Linked DNA regions of Homo sapiens: region 2 is linked to region 1. The links are chromatin contacts, found by Hi-C or POLR2A ChIA-PET in ENCODE. All regions are on one chromosome and are shown on one strand. The core of a region is the stretch at or near the end of the contact, and the rest is flanking DNA. Distances in the headings are between cores, read along the strand shown. Region 1 overlaps STXBP5 (syntaxin binding protein 5). Region 2 overlaps STXBP5 (syntaxin binding protein 5).

Region 1 (6,552 bases), core at 1,976-4,475:
CCTATATTTTAGAAGAATATCTGTAAGATTTTTGACATAGCTTACCTGGTGGGACAAGAAAGGAGATTGGGCTGCTAACATGGGAAAAGGCTGAGGGAGAAGGAACTGGTATGATAGGATCTCATTTATGTATAATGATACATGTGTATGAAAAAAACTATCCGTCTTTTTGGTCCCTCCCCTCTTTGGTTTTACGCTTGGAAAGTTCTTCCCCACACCAAAATCACATAAATCTGCTTTTTCTTATAATTTAGAATAGATTCATTTATTACATTAATTATTTTCTGATGTGTATTTTGATACAGGGAAGACATTTTCCTCTTAATAATTAATAAGCTATCAATCATCTGAGTGCTAGTTTAATAGCTCTACTGAGCTATAACTGCTAAACAAAAGTACACTACTTAAAGTGTACAATCAGATGAGTTTTGACATAAATATTTACTTGCCAGCTCAATTTATTGAACCATCATTCTCTCCTCACTAGTATGAAATATCACCCATATTAAATTTTTATAAATATATACTTGTACACTGACTGGTAATGGAACATTGAATCCTGTCTTAATTTAAGATCCTAGAGAATAATCCCTTTCCCCTCCTTATGAAGAAATGGTTGTACAGGGAATCTTGAATCTCTAGCAGCCCAATTTACAGGAACCAAGAAGTGACAGAAGTGACCAAGGAACTGGAAAGAACTGCCAGAAGAAAGGAAAGGATTGTTGAGGTGGGAGAGAGAATTGCAAGGAAAATAAAAGGTATCGAAAAAAGGAGGCTTAAATCTGAAAAGTAGTCCCTTGTGTTATACAAGGAATAAATTAAGAACTTCAACCTCTATTCCAATCTATATAGAGATGTATATGACCTTTCAGTAAAAAATTTAAATGTTTGCTCTGAAGAAGGTCAGCTGGCTTTTATCCTCTTTCTACCATGCAGAGTTCTAGTGGGAGAGTCAGGCTGACAGAATTTAGAATTATAGACACAAATTTTACATTTAGGTTCAAACATGATTTTGTTTTATGAAGTGAAACAATTATTCAGAAATAACTCCTTTAACTTACTTCAATATTCAACATCAATCTTTCAGAGGTTGGAACAAATTCTAAAGGACATTAGATGGTATTTGCTAAACGCTTCCAAGCCTGAGCTTCTATATCTTGCAAAAAACCTGGCTAGGTACAAAATTCTTAACTTTCTTCTTGCTCAATAGTCCCTTGATATTGCTCTATTGTGTTCTAACATTCAGACTTACAAGTCTAAGTCAGTCTGATTTCTATTCCTTTAGAAGTTAACTTTTACTTCTGTCCCTCTGAGAGGATGTTAATAGAGTAGTTTCATTTTCTCTGTAAATGAAAAATGTTGCAGTGTTTAGAGTGATCATCCTGTATTAATTTTGCTTGAAAAAAACCCAACAAATCCTTGGTCTGCATATTCTGATATCTTTCCAACCAAGATGTTTTAAATAATGTCTCTGATTACTGCTTATGGTCTAGATAGGTTTATTTATTCATCTATAATTCTAGGCTAAGCATTTTCTAAATCAAATCAAATAATAAGGTACTACCCATGATTTTAAGCACATATAAATGGAAAGACATTTAGGGGATTTCACCACTAGGTGTCATTTTACTTCTTAAATGCTATGCCACCAGAGGAACAAAAATACGTGCTTGTTCTTTTAACTATCCGTGAACTACCTTGACCAGTCAGTTAAAAGATCTGATTAATTATAAAACCTCACTTAATAACTCACATAAACTTCCATGCCACATCTGATTTCTCCTTCTTACTATGGCCTATTTCCCCACCCCTCAAACCACCAAGCCTCAAATAATTGGTTTAAGTCCTATTGATTCTAATTCCAGAATTTCATTCATACATGTCCATTTCTTCCCATTTCCTCTAATAAAATCTCCATTATTTATTAATGCAAAGCTTCCTAATTAGCCACCCTCTTCTGCCTCCAGCCCACCTGATGTACTATCATTAAAGTGATATTTTTAAGATGTAAACTTAATGCTTCTCACTAAAAACTCAATTACTAGGTCTCCATTATGAAGTTCAAACTTTTTATCATACTTTGATATATAATCTTGCCTCTGTACATGGTTCTGTTTTCACTTCCTGCTACTTGCCCAAAGGCGTTTTAAACTCTGGTCATATTAAACTATTAGCAGTTTTCCAAGAACACCCCACTTTTGTTTATGTCTTTGTGCCTTTGTGCCTTCTAAGATAACTTTGCCCTGCTCTTTGCTACCTTATACCACCAGTATCATCCTTTAAGACCAAGTTCATATACCCTGAATTTGTGAAATAGTCCAACACCTTTTACCCAAAACCAGTCACCACTTATTTGTTTCCATATCATGTTATACATGCCTTTATCAGCACTTATCACAATGTATTATATTTATCAGTTTATAGATCATTTTTATTCACTTGATGATGAGCTCTTCAGGACAGTATATTTTCAGTATTTAATCTCTGGTAGGTAGGAGGTGCTCAATGTTTATTCAATGAATAAAGATTCATTTAAAATGAATAAAGATTACTGACAAAAACAGTTGCTTTCTAAAGTTTTAATTTTGCCAGTTAGGATGAGGAACATATTTTAAGTGTTATGCTTGTTACACTGCAGTTATGTTCTCAGTCTAGCGTGGCTATCCAATAGGGTAGCCGTAAGTCTACCGTGCACTCAAAATGCACGGACAGCGGGACACGTAAAATGTATCTAGTCCAAGTTAAGATGTGCTAAATACACACTAGATTTCAAAGATTTAGTACAAAAAAAGAATAAAATATCTCAATTTTATACGTTGATTACATCATGAACTAATAGTTTGCATATTTGGGATTAAAGAATATGTTATTAAAATTAGTTTTACCTGTTTCTTTTTACTGTTTTTAACATGGTTACTAGCAAATTTAGAATCACACACGCAGCTCACGTTACCTTTCTATTGGACAGTGATGTTCTAGAAAATAAAAAGACAAACTGAAGAGCCACATTGCTAATAATACTAGTCTGCAATGGGGAGGAGGGTTGTTCCCTCCTAAATGAGTGTACAAAGTTGATTTACGGCTGGACTTGGACCCCTGAACATCTGTTTTTTTACTTTTGGCCAAGAAAAGGACAGTGGGATTTATGATGTGTTGTTTAAGGCCCAAAACTTCCCTGGTAACCACCAGTGTATAGTTTTGCTGCAGGTTGGCAAACGGCCTAGTTGATTTATTAGCAAGACTGGCTTGATCATTACAAGGGCCTTCCTGAGAGTTTCTCTGGAGCTCTTCAGAAGCCAGATCTTGGTGACTCGAGGTGGACTCAGCACAATCCTCGTGTGTAAGTGCTCACTGGGAGCTCACATAGGGGAGGGATGTTTCAGAATACCTGCCTGCATTCTCTTTCTCCTCCTGTATCATATCCTTCGCCTTTAAATCATGGTCTTGTTTGAGTATGCTCTGTGGAGTCTGGTAAGTCTTTTCAAATACATAAACTGGGGAAAGGTTTGTGATGAATCATAAGGAACTGAGGTATAATTTTATTATTTACTGAATGTTTTAGATTTCAGGTGAATCTTAAAAGCAGATTAATGGAATTCTTTACACGTCTCATCCTTAACATATTAAGCTGACGTACTTAGGTGAATTTGAATTTTATTTTTCCCTCAGTGACCTTCAACAGAATAAAAGTTCCCCAATCTTGGTTTACTTTTTGATAAGTAGATTGATTACATTGATGAATAAGCTTCAGAAACTAAATTTAAAATATCATTTCCTATAATAAAAATCTATGGGTTTTGACTGTCTAGCACAAGCTTGTCCAACCCATGGCCTGCAGGCCACATGTAGCCCAGGACAGCTTTGAATGTGGCCCAACACAAATTAGAAAATTTTCTTAAAACATTATGACATTTTTTTTTTTTAGCTCATCAGCTATCATTAGTGTTAGTGTATTTTATGCGTGGTCCTAGATAATTCTCCTCCTTCTAATATAGGAAGGCACCCCTGGTCTAGCACCTCCATTTCCTTAGGAAACCATCTGATTCTGGTAAAGCTGACAATCACAGAAAATCTTACTCTGCAACACATCACCCTCAACCCTGCGCTACAGGGGAGGTCCTGTGAGGCCCTGGCCCAGGAAATTACAAAACCAAGATGAGTGCTTCAGGGTAAGAATCTGAGCCATGCCAATACTGTCGAAGTTATTCCCTCCTAAGTAATGAAACCCTATCTGCCATGGGAGAGAAACAAGCCAAAAGAGAAACAGCTTACTCCTAGATGTACCATACAGAGATGCAGAATCTATGGCCCACTGAAAGGAAATAACCGCAGAGTCATTATATGGAACCAAATCCTGCTTAATTTTCACATATTCACTAAACTTTGTAGCTTAAAAATCCTGTTCAATCTTGCCATTTTACAAGTAATAAAGCTTAAGTCTCAGAGAAAAGGAATCTCCACAAGGTATTTCACACATAGCACTTACAATTAGATTACAGGTTGTCTGACTGCCAGGGAAATGTTTGAGACTCATAAAAGTGAGATTAAAGGGACCTATCACCTTTTGTTTGTTTTTGGTAGTCAAAAATAACCTGTTGAATCTTAAAGTGAAGAAAAATGCTCATCTTTAATTCAGTATTTCTAAAACTTCTTTCACTATGACATACCTTTTCCACCAAACGAATCATAAATATAAGAAAAACTAGTCTTTGTGGAATATATTTTGGGGGTTCACTAATCCATTCTACCAAGTAAATAACAAGTTCCACACCTACACTTCCTAGAGCCATATATGAATAGCACATCATAATTTCCGGGTAATTTCACTTCCATTTTGATTATTTGAACCACAGCTAAGAAAAGTGCCTATCACACAGTAGAACCAATAAATATTTGTAGAATGAGTAAATACAATCCTCACAACAACTGTATGAGACTAGGTCAAGTTTCATTATTATTTGTATTCATGGATGAGAATATTAAGGCTCAAAAATGTTAAATGACTTCCTAAAGGTCACAGAGCCAGAAACTATGGAATTAGTGCTTAACTACAACTCTTCTGGCTTCAAAATCCCATGTTATATAAATGCAACATAATACCTTCTGAACAGATTCTTCAAGGATATCTTAACCTATTTTTAACACTAAACACCCTAACACTAAAACTCATCGTAAAGTACTGGTAGGAGACTTAAATTATAATCAGTTCTTGGCAATCAAGGTAATACTGTAAATGTTTTTTAAGACTAAGATACTTGAACAACCATTAGATGAACTTAAATAAGAAAAAGTAAAAAAGTACTCAATTGTAAAAGGCTAGTATATTTAAACTAATTTACCATAACTGTTTGGCTAGAAATTAAGAGCAAGAAACCACAACAGACAATAGTAATGAGAAAGTAGAACAAAATTTCAATCCATCGAAACAGTTAATATAATGAAAATGATGTACCACAAATGTGATCTCTATGGAATAGATGATACCCTTGTTATGGTATGCAGAATGTAGTTTTGTACTTTAATGTATAAAAATGTACTCAGCTGGCCAGGCATGGTGGCTCATGCCTGTAATCCCAGCACTTTGGGAGGCTGAGGCGGGTGGATCACCTGAGGTCAGGAGTTTGAGACCAGCCTGGCCAACATGGTGAAACCCTGTCTCTACTAAAAATACAAAAAATTAGCCGGGCATGGTGGCAGGCGCCTGTAATCCCAGCTACTCAGGAGGCTAGTGCAGGAGAATCGCTTGAACCTGGGAAGCAGAGGTTGCAGTGTGCCAACATCGCGCCATTGTACTCCAGCTTTGCCATGAATTCAGTTGTAGAGTCAACATGAATTTAGCTTTGGTTAGTTACCTGTCACTTGGTAGTTTTTACTGCCAAAAAGAAAGCTGGAAACCCTATTACACTTGAAAGGAATTCAGATTTTCTACATATAGCTTATATAAAATAAAATAAATATGCCTTACTTTATATAAAATTCTGGCCATCTACTATTAGACTGCTAACACTACACAAATACCATCCTAATTTTTAACACCAGCCACAGAAAAAAATCCATTTATATTTCATTTGGATTCTAATTTTGAGAAAACATTAAGTCACATATTGTCTTTTTTATTTAAAAATAATTTTAGCTAGTGACCCTTTTCTGCTAAGACAATATAAACACTGTAGAAACTGATTTATACCACTTACTAGAGTCTGCTTTCAATGACCTAAGCTTGTAATATAAAAAAAGATTAAGACCAGCTAGACAATCATTATTTGGCAACCATCACAGTAATAGTGAATTCAGCTAAGAAACATCAACAGATGCTAAAACTAAAGGGGAAAAGTTTGATGAAGTATAATATGTTCATAGAGTCTTGTGGAACTTCCTTCAAATCAAAATACTTAACAATTATAAATACAAAATTTATTTCTCAATTTCAAAAGTAAAAAGAAAACCTTTTTAATAATGGAGAGAACTAGCAGAAGACAGAACTTTAACCAAAGGATCAGGATATGAGATACCACTAATATGGGACAAATCAAAAACGAGTTCCACTTGAGA
Region 2 (6,552 bases), core at 1,684-4,183, 39 kb before region 1:
TGTCATGCTTTTACAATTTATACAAGTTAATTGGAAGTAGAAAGAAAAATTACACAACTACACTTCAACATTTACAAAAATCAGTTTTATAACAGTTTTCTGGGTTCATATTGTTAGATTTCCATTATAGTAATTATTAATAAGAAAATTATTTCTGGGAGTATATTTAGGAGAGGATATACTGACTTTAAAACTTCATCACAAATAATTTATTGGTCCATGAGGCATTTAACTTTACATCAGGAAATACTGCATGCATACCCAAAGTAAGTTATTCAGAATGAAATTATGTTCCAAATAAACAGTCAATTTCGTCTGAAATCAAAATTGTAGAATGCCATTTTAGGTGACGATATAACAAAGACCATCCTTTCTATTTTTAAAAACAAAATGACATATGGAATACTATGAAGAGACTTAGAAAAAAACGTAACTTATACTTACAGTCCATAGGAAGAATTGACTGCCAGGCTGGTTATTTGTTGTGGTGGTTCTCCACCCACCCAAACCAACTGAATAACTAGTTCTGTTTGATAACCTGGAGACTGTTTAAGTGGTGAGTTTTTAACTCTAAAATAAAAGAAAACATGGTATCTTTAAACCATTTTCAACTATTGGCCTATATGATTATAAATAACTTTTTATATGAAACGATACTAGATACTTAAATATATAAAAATCAGAATCCTGTTTTCTAGAAGCATTTAACCTAGTTGGAGGGACTAAGTATGTAATTAACAAAAATAACTCATATGCAAACTCTACATATAAAGTGGGGGAGGACAGCAGGGGTGAAGGAAAAGGAGAAAATAAGAGGTGAGGAGGAAGAAGAGGGAGAAAGGAAAGAAGGCAGGGAGGGCTGGGGAGAAAGCTGAGGAGAAGCGGCAGTCCAAGGATTAAGAAGAGAAAAACAAATCAAGTTAGAAAAAAATGTAAGTTAGAAAAGCAGGTTTAAAAATGGCTGGGTGCAGTGGCTCACGCCTGTAATCCCAGCACTTTGGGAAGCCGAGAAGGGCAGATCACCTGAGGTCAGTTCAAGACCATCCTGGTTAATATGGTGAAACTCTGTCTCTACCAAAAATACAAAAATTAGCCTGGCGTGGTGGTGTGTGCCTGTAGTCCCAGCTACTCTGGAGGCTGAGGCAGGAGAATCGCTTGAACCCGGGAGGCAGAAGTTGCAGTGAGCCGAGATCGCGCCATTGTACTCCAGCCTGGGCAACAAGAGCGAAACTCTGTCTCAAAAAAAAAAAAAAAAAAAAAAAAACCAAAAAAAAACCCCACAAAACTTAAAAACATGAAGTAACATAACGAAAAACTGTCCAAAAACAAGTTAAAAAAATGAGTTACAACAAATATGAGCAATTTGTGTGTGTGTGTGTGCACCTACTTTCACTGTAAAACAAATCTACCTTGACTTTGAGGTGACAGTATTTTTGTTCGCAGAGACTCTTTTTTAATAATTGCTGGATAATGCTACAAAAAATGCTCTTGCAGAACACAGACAGAAAACCCATGTTCAAGGATTGATAAGTGTTAAGTGTGGCCACAGTGGTAGGAGTGTGTAGTAAAAGTGAGAAGACAGCAAGACAGGCCAGGGCCAGACTTTAGAGGGTCTTCAAGTCCTGTCCACAAAGGTTTGATGTTGGTAGAAAGAACTCTCAGCAAGGTGGACTTTGAGTACTGATTCTGTTACTCACCAGCTGTCTTTTCACCTAGAAAGTGGGAGTATTACTACCTAGTCACAATGTGAGGAACTTGTGACTGCCTATGAAAAGTACTTTGCAGATGGTCAAATTAGACAAAGGTAATATATTTTCATTATTAAAGAATTAAGACAGGCTGGGTGCAGTGGCTCACACCTATAATCAGAGCACTTTGGGAGGCCGAGGTGGGCAGATCACTTAAGGTCAAGAGTTCGAGACCAGCCTGGCCAACATGGCGAAACCCCGTCTCTACTAAACATACAAAAATTACCCGGGTGTGGTGGTGAGCACCTGCAATCCCAGCTACTCGGGAGGCTGAGGCAGGAGAATCGCCTGAACCTGGGAGGCAGCGGTTGCAGTGGGCTGAGATGGCACCACTGCACTCCAGCCTGGGCGACAGAGTGAGATCTCCGTCTCCAAAAAAAAAAAAGAAGAATTAAAGGCCAATGAAGGTTGATAAGAAATATCTGGGGAAGATTAATTTGGTGAACATAGGTAAGACGAAGTAGAACAGGGTCACCAATTGGGAAGTTCCTGTGATTCTGATGTGAAACAAGAAAAAGGGAGATTGAAACACATTAATGGAGTAAGAACAGACAAGGCTTTACATTTCAGGAAGGCAGAAACCTTGCAGCTATTAATACTTTTAACACTGGCACAAAAGAGGTACTCAATATTTACTGAATGAATTGGAGGTTGAGTAGAGGTAGGGTAGAGGAAGAAAAGAAGAAACAGTGAATGTACAATCAGACAGAAGGAAGGGAGGGAGGGAGGGATAAAGAGGTAGTTTTAGGAGACCATGGGGTTAAGTTTGAGATGATGGTAGAGAACTACAAGTGAAACTAGTCAGCAGGTATGACTACCTATTCCCAAACCTCATGAATAGTTAAATCCATGCTGAACTAAACTTGTCATTAGGATTTTAGAAAGGAAGAGATAAAGAGGGGTTTAAAAGAGTGTGAGACCTTCTGAAACAATACCTGCTATACTTGTACCAGAAAACTTCAAGTGTACTTGAAAGGCACATTTTTTTAAAAAATGTGAACAATTTTAGTGTGTGACTGCTTTTATTGTAAAAAACTCTACTATGACTTTAAGTTAAAAACATTTTTGATTGCACAACTCTTTGCCTAGTAATTGCTGTAGCAAAACATATGCAAAGCCTGGTTACTTCCGCAATTCTTAAGGCTTCTGCCTTGAAATGACAGTGTGTGAGAGAACAGCAGGAAGACTACTCGATGTTGAATTTCCTGCCACCAAACTCAGAGGTAAGAACCCTTCTGAATTATTCAGTTGGTATTTCTAATGTGGAAGACCATGGCACCTCGTGTTTTGATGACATACATGCTAGGAAACAGCGAAAGTTGTTCAGACTTCAGGGTAAATGTGAATCACTGAGGGCACTGCTTATACGAATTGAACTACAGTTCACTTCTGGCTGGTCAAGGTTTGCAAGGCAATGCATTCAGAACTCTACACTGGCTGATGCAAAATTTCTGAATTATTCTTAGGGAAATACCCACTAATCAGCTACAGCTCTCCATCTCAAGCGACAGAGTAACAACTGAGGCATTTCATTTCTTCCCAGAGTCAGCCTTGACACAGGAGTAGACTGAAGGGTCTGAGTGGTCTATCTTCTACTTCTATGAATTAGGTATAGAAGGTTAGGGTCAAGGAAGTGTCCTCCCTCCCTCTGGCATATTAAATGTGCACGACAAATTCTCAAGAGCAGAACCAGGCATTCCAGGGATAATTTTAGAAGTACATATATGGGCACATTTAAGATTTAAGTGACCAGGACACACAGAACTCATGGAATTCTTATTTTAGTTAGTATAAGGAAACAAAAAAACGTTCTTAAGTAAAAATAAAAAGGCAGCCAAACATGATGCAAAATGGTAAAGGATGAGAAACCTAAGCCAAGAAATGAAAGCAGGTAAGTTACATTTTAAAAATATGAAATGGGAAGAGGGTGTTATGCTTTATTCTAAATGGTTATGGTATAATTTTAATGTTTTTAATATATTCAAGTTGATTTGTTTACTTTTTAAGGAAAAAGTTTTATAAAGAGTTCCATAATTTGTACAAACGTATTTTAAATGTTAAAGTGATGCGTAGAGCCTCACAGTTTCAAAATGATTGTTTGAGCAAGTACCTTGCAAAGGGACAATAAAAATAATTCAAAAACATAAAATTTCATTGCTAAAAGAAACAAGTCAAACGGCTGCCTTTTCTTTTTTACCTCTTTTTTTAAGAGACAGAAACTCACTCTGTCACCCTGGCTGGAGTGCAGCTATGATCATAGCTCACTGTGACCTTGAACTCCTGGGCTCAGGCAATCCTCCCACTTCAGCCTACAGGTGATGTCGCCACACCTGGCTAATTTTTTAAAAAACTTTATTGTAGAGATGGTATCTTACTATGTTATCCAGACTGGTCTTGAACTCCTGGTCTCAATCAATCCCCTTCCTTGGTCTTAAACAGCTGCTTTTAAAATGTTTCTTCAAATAAACCAATTGTAAACAAAGGCATTTTATATGAAAAAAGCCTCAATATTATATTTTAACATCAATTTTTGTTATACTTCTTACTTTAAGAAACTGGCCTCTAGGACTGTGGACCAAAACAATGTCAAGTTAATAAATACCTGCATTTATTTGAAGACTATTAAAAGAAAAAAATGAGGTATAAGTTGTTTGTGATTTTTAAAAAAATCACTAATATATAGATTTTAGACAAAAATGTCCAAAACTTGTACTTTATGTCTTTCACTAGCTTGTACAATATTCTACTAAAAGACTAGTTATCTCTCTCATGACTCTGTCTCCAAAAATTGGTCCTTTAGTAAGGTAATACTAGAGAATTATTATTACTAACAAATTAATTTTAAGATAATGGCTGAAGAAAAGGAAATAGTTATCATGCAATCCCTATGTTTACAATCTTCCCATGCATTCTTGTTCTTGGGTTTTCTCTAAAATCCAGAAAAAGGATCAAAATAACCATAACTGTATCAATAGAGCCATTACTTTATGATATTTTTTACTATGATTTGTTTATATTTCTAGTTTTAAAAATCAATACTTAAAATTTTAAGTAATGTTGTAATTTAAATGTATAACTTGATGTAACAATATATAACATTATCTATTAAAGTTAGTAAGAATTTGCATTTATGTGACCAGCCAAACCACCCCCCATGGCTGCCAAAAACAAAAATCAAGCATGTGTACACACACACACACACACACACACACACACACACACACACACTCAAATTAGCAGGACTGCTTCTCCACATCTGTTGTATTTTCTTGAGTGTCAGTGGAACTCCTGGGCTTCTCTCTACCCTCTTTCTAACTCTATCCCAGGAATGGTAGAGTCCCTATGTAGCCGGTAAATATGGAAATAATTAATGTAGCCCTCTCATTTTCCCCTCAACCTGTGTTCATTTGGGAGCAAGTCTGCCCAGGGGATGCATTTTCTTTTCTGCTGCTGCAAAGGCAGTGTTCTTAATACTGCCACGACTGGGAGGATAAGGCTATCTCTGTATACAGGTCAGTCAGTACCAGGAAACCTACCTGGCTCTTGTGCTAGTTGGCATCTTTACCTTTAACAATAATTAAGGTGATATTTTTAGTCACCATCTGAAATTATTTTATTTCTTAATGTGTTAAGAATACAGATGGGGGCCAGACACAGTGGCTAACATCTGTAATCCCAGCACTTTGGGAGGCCGAGGCAGGCAGATTGCCTCCAAGTTTGAGACCACCCTGGGTAACATGCCGAAAACCCATCTCTATAAAAAACTACAAAATTAGCTGGGCAAGGTGGTGTGCGCTTGTAGTCCCAGCTACATGGGAGGCTGAGTTGGGAGGACTGATTGAGCCCAGGAGGTCGTGGCTGCAGTGAGCTGTGATCACACCACTGTACTCCAGCATGGGCAACAGAGCGAGACCCTGTCTCTTTAAAAAAAAAAAAAAAAAAAAAAAAAAAAGAATCCAGATAGGTAAAGAGAAGTATAATTACTGGGCTCCTTCGTAGATTCTAGTAAGCAATTACAGGTGACAGGACTCTGGCTGAATCTCCTATGTGTGTCTTTAAAGTCTGAACTGCTTCAAAGTTCCATCCATTTTATAAAACATACTGACAGGGCAGTTTACCTCTATCTGACACCAAACGCTACTTCCAAAAAGAACTGTCCCTTAAAATATTAAGTCTCAAGATAAAATGAATTTATAAAGTTTTATTATACATGAGGTTAGTTGTTATAAAGTTTTATTATACATGAGGTTAGTCTACAAAAAACCAAAACAGAAGAAAAATTATTAAAGTAACTCAAAACAATGTAATTGCCTTATGAATCACTTGTCATATGCTCAAAGGTCTAAAGGACAGCTGTCATGTTATATTTTACTATTCATCTAGTGTTTTACTATCAGTGGTAATTTTAATACTACAATTTTGGACTTACTTTTGTTAACAGATAAATAATATTAAATGGAATAATTCCAGGCTAATCAAATTATAGGAGAAGAGTGGTTTGGGTAAGAGATTTAAAATTATTTATTTACATTATATAGTAATGTAAAAACTCAATGAAAAATAAAAGAGTTTTAATGACTGTTTTTTAAAAAACAACCCCCCCATTTTTTTTAGCTCTTGTCACCAGGTGGTCTACTATAACAATATACTGCTTATTAAAAATAATGTTACAAACATTTCTAAAGATCATATTTTGGTCTGTTACCCTGTGAGGGCAAGTAGTATTCAAAGCAAGTCTAGAACATCTTGACAGAAATTAAGGATGGTCACAAAGTTCTGAGGTGGTGTTAAGAAGACACAAACA

The links. A loop is a pair of places that touch in the nucleus more often than their neighbours do. ChIA-PET counts read pairs that join two places held with the same protein, here RNA polymerase II (POLR2A). Pooled maps may share reads with other maps.
Region 2: a pooled map shows a loop between it and region 1 (5-fold over the local background). The contact joins two enhancer-like sites. A Hi-C loop is called at or near these places in 8 of 50 pooled maps. POLR2A ChIA-PET finds 5 or more read pairs at or near these places in 7 of 52 experiments (CD4-positive, alpha-beta T cell, Panc1, T-cell and 4 more).

The regions. Positions count from the first base shown.
Region 1 is chr6:147,280,349-147,286,900 of GRCh38, reverse strand. All of the region lies in intron 8 of STXBP5 (syntaxin binding protein 5), which reads right to left. Among named protein-coding and RNA genes, the nearest start is that of STXBP5-AS1, 79 kb to the right of the region's middle. Within about 2 kb of position 3,225, at least 2 of the 41 ENCODE cell types and tissues checked have a DNase peak (open chromatin) inside an H3K27ac peak, as active enhancers do.
Region 2 is chr6:147,318,977-147,325,528 of GRCh38, reverse strand. It overlaps STXBP5 (syntaxin binding protein 5), which reads right to left. Exons shown (of 28, transcript NM_001127715.4): 17 at 445-570. Among named protein-coding and RNA genes, the nearest start is that of STXBP5-AS1, 120 kb to the right of the region's middle. Within about 2 kb of position 2,933, at least 7 of the 41 ENCODE cell types and tissues checked have a DNase peak (open chromatin) inside an H3K27ac peak, as active enhancers do.